2 separate regions of the Homo sapiens genome follow, and region 1 is linked to region 2. A link is a contact called in ENCODE Hi-C or POLR2A ChIA-PET data. All regions are on one chromosome and are shown on one strand. Each heading gives the region's core, a stretch centred on a gene start or an enhancer-like site at or near the end of the contact. The rest is flanking DNA. Distances are from core to core; before and after follow the strand shown.

Region 1 (4,252 bases), core at 1,178-3,677, 880 kb before region 2:
GATGGTGGTTGGAAAGGCAGATGTCTAGGACTTGAAATCCTCACAGGACTGCCTTTATGTCTTGTACTGCAATCAGGCAGGCAAAAGAGTGGCTTGGGATGATGCTCCCAGCTTCCCAGTTTCTCCAAATCCTTACCTCTGCGGCTTCCTTCTGCAGTGGCCTAAGAAATCTAGGTTACTTGTGCCACCTGCTGCCCAGATTGTGGATGACTTGCTGACATGCATACACACCTCTTGGGATTTTGTTTGTTTGTTTGCTTCAAGCAATTTTTACCCAGCTCACTCCTTATCCATGGCTTTCTGACTTTCTTGTTTTCTTTTTTTTGTTGTTGTTCTTTACAGAGATAATCAAGGTAAACTGACTTTCTCCTCCTCTTGTCCTTGGAGCACACCTTCTGAGCTATGAATATACGTGAAAGCATGGTCTGGGAGGGTGCTTTGGAAAAAACTGGGGCTCACAGCTTCCACATGCTGTTCTCATTTCTGACCATGTTTTAACCTCTTGTTTCCATTCAATGCACTAATGGCCTTGGGTAGGCCCTGCTGGAACAAAGATGAATGAGACGTGATTCTGCTCCCCAAGGAGCTCATAGACTACTGGGAAGGGGGAGTGTAGATACATAAACAAATAATTAAAATTCAATGTTATGATAGGGACAATACAGACACAGAGGGAGATGTAAAGTCCACTGATGGGAACCAGCAGAGCTTTGGAGAGGAGATGCTGCTTACCTACTCTCTGAGGGATGGGCTGGGGTTCAGAAGGTGGAAAGGAGGACTGGCGTTTTAGGGAGGTGGAATGGCATTTGCAAAAGTAGCGGGGAAACAGCCTATTTGGGGAGTAGTGAGAAGTAATTTGGTAACCACTGTTAACATTTTCTCATAGGTCCTTCCAGGCTTTCTGACATGCATTTTCCTGTGTATATTTGTGAATGGATGAGTGTGTGTGTGTGTGTGTGTGTGTGTGTGTCTGTGACTTGCCTTCATTTCACTAAACATTGTATGTTAGAAGTCTCTCCGTGTCAGTAAAGAAAAGCTCCTTCATTTTTTAAAACTTCTGTAGTGTTCTATTGTGTTGATCTATTATAGTCCCTCTTTAATAGACCGTTTAGGTAGTTTCCAGTTTTTCACCTCCTATGTGTATCTTCGTGAACCAATGTCTAGAGAGGAAGTTGCTGAGTTAAAGGGTACCTACATTTAAATATTGACTGCTATTACTTAATGACCTCCAAAAAGGCTTTACCAATGTATACTCTTCATGGAGTGGCTAAAGTATGTCATGGCCTAGTAAGTCTTTCACATTTTCCCCTTTCTGCCTTAATCCATGGCATAATTTTCCTCTCCCGAAAATAATGATCCTGACAGCAATCCTACATGTATGGAATGAGTTGCCCCCATTTTACAGATGACAAAAAACGGAGGATCAGAGGAGTTGGGTCTTATCCACAGTGCCCCAGGGAGTCAGAACCAGAACTAGAACTCGGGCCTTCAGAATCCTAAAGCTTTTTCTACTATGTTGCTAGGCAACACTTCTCCCTTTTGATTCTTGTGCCAATGCTACTTGTTGCCATGGTACTGCTGGGACAAGGAGCAATAAGTTGTAATTAAGCAGTGAGCTAGAATCTTTGCTCCTAGCAGAAAAGGTTTTGTTTTGCCCTTATGTGTGGGTGGACAGGAGATAAGGCCACCAGGGCTGCACTTGGTGCAGAGAGGGGCAGTTGGAAGAAGCCAGCTGATTATCATGTAGGTTTCATGTGAGGGCGGATGTTCATCTTCACTTTGCCCATTTGAAACCATGTTTGCCCAGAAATGCCTGGATGGGGGTGCTGTGTGGGGTCCCTGCCTAGACACTGGCTTGTCAAAAATCAGCATCCAACTTCAGTGTGTGCCTTCTCAGTCTAGAAGAAATAGGGGCCTCGTTGTTAACAGCACCATTCTGGAATCAGACAGGTCTGGGTTCAAATGCTGGTTTTGCCGCTTACAGAAATTTACCAACATTTTCTGATTCTCAATTTCCCTGTCTGAGTGGGGACAATCAGGGTGACCTCGTAAGGTGTTCTGTGTATTGAGTGAGAAAATGGGGCTAATCACTTAGCCAAATGCCTGACATTAACTACCATTTGTTAAGCGATCAGTGCATGTAGCCAATGCTAGCGTTTTATTTTTATCATTCACCCACCCGTTCTTCTTTGTATGCTTTGCAGTAATCAAAGGGTTTCCAAAACATCTTTAGTATTCCATCACTCAGTGCTGAGTTGAGGGATTACGAAAGCTCATCATGTTTTTCTCTTTAGACAAGAACACTCAAAAACAGATTTTCAAAAGATTTGATGTAGTGAAGTTCTGCACCTCAGAAATGTGTGTTATCTGCCCCAGGAATGAGTCATCGGTAGTAGGAGGAAAAGTGAAACTGTTTTTCAAAGGCGACACAATGGAAATTGCACAATTCAAATTACTGCAATTGCCTTTTCAGCTGAATCCAAGGAAATGTTTTGTTTTTTTTTTTTTCAATTCATTCAGTTGACTTTTTGAACACTTCTTATTTGTCAGGCCCCATGCAAGGGGTGAAAAGATGAATAGAACATGGCCCCTGCCCAGGGAGTTCACAGTTTAGTAGGGGAAGAGGAATTTGAAATAATTACAGCAATGCGATAGCTGCTGTGGTGAGGTCTGTGGATGGCGTTGCGGGGACACTAGAGCAGGAAGTCCTTAACTCGGGGAGAGAGGGAAGTCGGGAGAGAGAGGAATATCGGGAAACACTTCACAGAGCTGGTATCAGCTGGGCTAAGTCTAAAAAGATAAGGGCAATCAGCAGGCAGAAGGCACTTGGGCAGAGAAAATGGTGGGGAAGCGGGAGAGAGCACGGAGCCTTCAGATCTGGGTGGGGGACAAGGCTGGAGGAGCAAGCGCCTGCACCCACAGGCCTGGCCCTGTGCTGCATAACTCACTCCTTCTAAAAGCACCCCCTGCTCCCTCCCATTCTTGCAGTGCTCACTACTTTCCTCCTGCTCCTCAGGTTTGCTGTCTCTGCTCCTACCCGGCCCCTCCTCCCCTGCATTCTTACCCTGGGCTTCATCTTCTTTCTTCCTGTCACACCTGAAACTCCAAACCCTTACCTTTTACATCCCTTGCAAAGATGTTCCAATGATCCTCGATGCTACAGGGTAAATATTTCACTTGTTCTGGTCTTTTGTGCAACCCTCTCATCAGGCATAGAACTTAATTCTAGATTTGCACCCATTAGAATACGAATCTCACCCCAAGGCAGCCAGGAGGAGCTGTCTCCATTGCAAACGCACTGATTCCTTTATTCCTTCTCCTAGGTGTGTCCTGAGGACATGGCTCAGCTACTAGACTTTTTTTTTGGTTTTTGTTTGTTTAATTCTTTGTCCTTTAGAGATAGGGTCTCTCTCTGTCACTCAGGATGGGGTGATCACAACTTACTACAGCCTTAACCTCCTGGGCTCAAACCATCCTCCCACCTCAGCCTCCCGAGCGAGTACACTTTTGATGCGGGAGAGGCCTCGTCATTTGCAAGTGAGGCAGAGCAGTGCCACTTCCAGCTGACCACGTGGCCTAGGAGGTAAAGACCTAGGCCATCCAAGTATGTTGGGGTTCCAGCTGTGTCTGAGGTGGGGATGTGACTTTGTGTTTCCCCACCTCTGATTAGTGGGAGTGTGCCAAGGTGCCTTTCATTGTTTCTCCTGGGACAGAGAATCAGACAGCTACTACTCCACAGAGTTCTCGTTGCTGGCCCAGGCTCTTCTTTGGAATGAAACTGTCTGCAATGTAGATGCAATTCCAGGAATAATTATAAACCAATCCACAATGAACTGTCCCTGAAGACTGAGATGCCCAGGTGCTTGTGAGTGGCTGCTGGTCTGACCATTTGGATGCCTCTCTGAATAAATTTACCCTAGCAGGGCCAGGCTGCATGCATCATTTTACATATTGCTTACTATTGTGAAAACACATTTTTATATTCTGGCTTTTTACACTTAATAATACGTTAATAAATTTTTCCATCTTGTAGGCTTTCTAGTTGTCATATTTAATTACTTCATAATATTTAGGTGAGTGAATTGATCATAATTTACTAACCTTTCGGCCCACAACTGAATATTTAGGCAGGTTCTAATTATTTTGTTAGTGTGCTTAATACTTCGAGGAACATCTTTTTGTTTATGTTGATTAATCTCCTCAGGATAAATTCCCATGAGTAGAATTTCTAGTTCAGGAAGCCTAACCAACA
Region 2 (4,059 bases), core at 1,202-3,701:
GCTGGAAACAGAGGTGAATATACAGCAAGCGGACTGTCGGTATTTGTTGAGTGAGCCAGTCTTCCATAGACTAGGAGTGTCCCTGTACATCTTTGCTGAGTGAGCCAAACTGCAAGGCCCTACCATCCTCTGAACCTTAGCCATTCCTCTAACTAGTCAGGTAGAGAATTCCAAGAAGGGGGTCAGGATACTACTGTGTGACTACTGCACAACTACTTGCTTCCTGGGAAAGGGGAATTGGCTCATTTACTGCTTGCTATAAAAGCTGCTGAGTCCTTTTCCTGGGGCTCCCTAGCTATGGGACAACTCACTGCACGCACAGGTGCCATCTGGGCTCATCATGTCACACCATGGGACTTGGGAACAGGGCAACTTGGGCTACCGAGCTGATGTTCCTGCTGTTTGCTATGCTGTGAATAATAAACTCTCTTGCTCTGATGTACTGACTTTTGTTGTTTACTTTTTGCACCTACATAGTTGTGGCAAACAACCCAAGTTCCTTGCATGCTTAATCATCCACTTTGAAGTCTTATTACTCCTGACCATTATCTATAAGGTTGGTGTCCTTTTCTGACAATATCCCATTATATTATGTGACAAAATAATATTATCTGTGTTTCTGTGTTCATGGCTACCTGTATTTAGAGAGACTCCTTTAGAATCACAGAAGATCTCAACCCTTCCCCTGCTCTGCTGACTTATGAATGCACAGCAACCAGCCATGTCTAATGATGGATGAAAGGGTACAACCTTTAACTCACTGCCTTCAAGTACCTTTTGAGAACAAATAGTTATGGAAGGAAACCTAAAGAATATCTATTTCCTAAAACCCATTCCCAAATTGTGGCAGAGTGTCAGAGAGGCATGCCTCAAAACCCATAGTCTGCTATCTTTGTTGAACAGCTTTTATTGCATTACTGTTTTTTGGGGGCGGTGGTGGCGGGGGTGTGGGAGTGATAACAATGAGTCCTCATTGAGATCCTTGTTTGGATCAGGCATGCAAAATTCATGTATTACAAATATTTAGAGAAACCGGCTTAAATCTCTTGTAGGGAGTATAGTTACAAATGAATGTGAATGGATGAACAAACAAATAAATACAATTTGAGAAGTCATTGACCATCCAGCTGTGTTTTATAATAATAGGGACATAAAAGAAAAGAGAAGGAATATTTTTGGATACCTATTTTATTTCAGGCCCTTTTGTGGGTGCTTTACTAACATTATTTCACTTCATCTTTTCTTCATACCACCTCTGTGAGGTTGGTATTATTCATTCAATTTTACAGATGAGAAAATTTCGCAGAAAAGTAAATAATTGTATAAGGACTACATTGGGATTCAAACTCAGGAGTGTCTGATTCTAATGCCTGTGCTCTGTCCAGGACACCTCACTGTACATTATCCAGGAATTTTTATTCCTCGGGTCCTCAGCAGCAGTGAAAACCATGGAGTGTAAGCTCAGCTACCTCCCCGGTCCTGGAGAGGCTTTCGCTAGCATTTCTCACATAATGTGTGCTCCTGCTGCCACCTGCTGGCACTTTGTGCATCCTAATTTTTCTTGGTAAACCCCTCAATCTCCGGGAAGAAGAAACCATCTGGCTCCAAAAAAGGCAAGAAGCTCCATGCAGACAACTAGCTGGTAAATCTTCCCCAAAGCTGGTAAAGCTATAAGGGAATAATTATTCTCATCGACCTCCCCTGGGGAGAAATCCTTTCTCTTTCGAAGTTACTCAGTTTTCATCAGATTCCAGGTATTGAAAGAAAGCCCAGATTGTGTTATCCAGACCATTTAAATTTGAATGGTGGTCTCTTGCTAGACTGGGGTATTCCATGCCCCTAGTATGTAACACTGATCATCATATTGACAAGCAACAAGCCAGTAGGTAACAGTGCCTCAACCAATAAGAGTCTAAGTGGCTGCAGAGCTGGGCTTGGCCTCTTTCCAGAAGGTGGTAGGGCCCCCAGGAATCAGGTTACTGCATATCCTGGTCCTTCACCTGGGCAGCTAGGACCAAGAGGGGACTCTCTTACCTCTGTCAAAGACATCACACACACAGACACACACATACAGACACACACACACACACACACACACACACACACTCTCTCTCTCTCTCTCTGTCTCTCTCTCTCTCTCTCTCTACCCCTCTCTCTGTCTCTCTCTCTCTCTGTCTGTCTCTCCCTCTCTCTCTCTCTCTGTCTCTCTCTCTCTCTCTCCACGTCCTGCAAAACATAATGATTTGTCATCTGGGGTGGATTATTAGATTTTTGTTTTCCTTTGTTTCCCTTTCCTTGACAAAATGGGGAAAAACCCTTCCCGGGGGCGGGAGAGCTTATTTCTGACTGCTGTAAAAAAAGAAAGCAGGAATTGTTGTCACGACAATGAGGAGCTCATCAAAGCCTCATTTTGCTCATCAGCCATCATTGCCCTCCATCCCGCACCCCCGCATGTTCCTCTAATTCAATGCCCGCCTAATGAATAACTCCCAGAACAAAAGCCCCTTTCAGGCTGCCTACATAATTATCAGAGGAGCCTTGCATAACTGTCGCAGACTACTCATGTTTTCAGGTCTGTCTCTAAATTTGGTTATTCACAACCTTTATAGCTCAATATTATTGCCTAACTGTGATCATTTTCTAATTATCCTAATAATACCTATTAAATAATTCCCATTAAATCACTTGAACCGGAGCAGCACAGGCCAGCTCAAATACAACTTAACCTAATAAGCGTTGGTCATTCATTAAGCAACAGGGCAATCTCTTAAAGGGACTGAATAGAATATTAAACCACCAAGGAATATTATTATTGCACAAATGTTATTACAAGTTAGAGTATATTAATTTTGGTGGCTGGTCTGCAAAACTTCCATTTGGTTGCTTTTGAGGCCACTCTCCCGTCTTGACTCTTTTAGTCTCCAGCCCCTTGTTGATCTGCATCTGTCACCCACACAAGGACAATCATGGGAAAAAGGCCCATAAACTTAACAGGGGAATTAAATTACCAAGGATATAAAGGGAATGAATGGAATCCATCTTCTGTCTGGCTTGGCACACCTCCGAAACATCACAAGCTGGCCAGATTTCTTTTGCTATAACTCAAACTAGCTCTCTCTTTTCTTTTTTTTTTTTTTTTTTTTTCATATTTGGGGATGAGGAAGATTTTCAGAAGATGCTTTACAATTTTGGTTTCTATCATTTAAATTTCAAGCAGTAAAAATTAGACAAATTCTTTAAAAGAAGATGTGTGTGGATACTTAGTAATATTTTGTAAAATGATATGAGTAGTGTTTACTAAATGCCTACAACCTAGGCAATACTCCGGTAGAGACTTTGCCTATCAACACTTCTAATTCTCAAAATGACCTGATAATATGGGGATTATTATCTTCACTTTTCAGATAAAAAATCTAGGACCAGAGAGGTTAAGTGATTTTCCCAGGACTATTCAGCCTAAGCGGAGTGGAATAGAATTTGAACACAGGGCTTATTGGCTTATTGGCGCCCACAGCTCCCCACTTCCCACCATGCCACCTCTTGGCCTGTGTTGCTGGCGGCAAACTGAAGCACGCCCTGGCTTTTCTGGTTTTTCCTCTTCTTTTCTAATGCTCTCACTGAGATCAGCAGATTGTCAAAGACAAGGACCAGAGCCTTCTGGACTGGGAATATGACCAAGCACCAAACAAGGGCAGTTCATTCTACCAAAAGTCCCACAGCAGCTGTAGAGATGGACAGTGACTCTCAGTCCAGGCAGCAAGAAACTCTTTATATTTGTAATAAGCCTATTTCTAATGAGCAAATTTGGGTCATCTTTGCAAGGAAATCCAGTGCATTGTAGTAAAAAAAACAAACAGGTATTGATTAATCATCTGCTCCATGCCAGGCACTGGCTATGGATATTACATAAATTATTTTAGCTAATCCTCACCACAAATACAAGTAACAAGTATTATTAGCACTCCCAATTTACCAACAAGAAAACTGAAGCACAGAAGAGGTAAAGTCTGACTCTAGCATTTCCCTGAAATCTAGTTGCTAAATTAACCATGCAGTTAA

The links. A loop is a pair of places that touch in the nucleus more often than their neighbours do. ChIA-PET counts read pairs that join two places held with the same protein, here RNA polymerase II (POLR2A). Pooled maps may share reads with other maps.
Region 1: a map of MCF 10A shows a loop between it and region 2 (7-fold over the local background). The contact joins two enhancer-like sites. A Hi-C loop is called at or near these places in 1 of 168 maps with a recorded cell type or tissue (MCF 10A) and 2 of 50 pooled maps. POLR2A ChIA-PET finds 5 or more read pairs at or near these places in 1 of 52 experiments (endothelial cell of umbilical vein).

Annotation. Positions count from the first base shown.
Region 1 is chr11:13,206,471-13,210,722 of GRCh38, reverse strand. No RefSeq gene overlaps it. Among named protein-coding and RNA genes, the nearest start is that of BMAL1, 69 kb to the left of the region's middle. RefSeq lists an enhancer at 2,918-3,475. Within about 2 kb of position 2,427, at least 16 of the 41 ENCODE cell types and tissues checked have a DNase peak (open chromatin) inside an H3K27ac peak, as active enhancers do.
Region 2 is chr11:12,328,948-12,333,006 of GRCh38, reverse strand. It overlaps a transcript of MICAL2 not described here. Among named protein-coding and RNA genes, the nearest start is that of PARVA, 47 kb to the left of the region's middle. RefSeq lists an enhancer at 2,036-2,537. Within about 2 kb of position 2,451, at least 3 of the 41 ENCODE cell types and tissues checked have a DNase peak (open chromatin) inside an H3K27ac peak, as active enhancers do.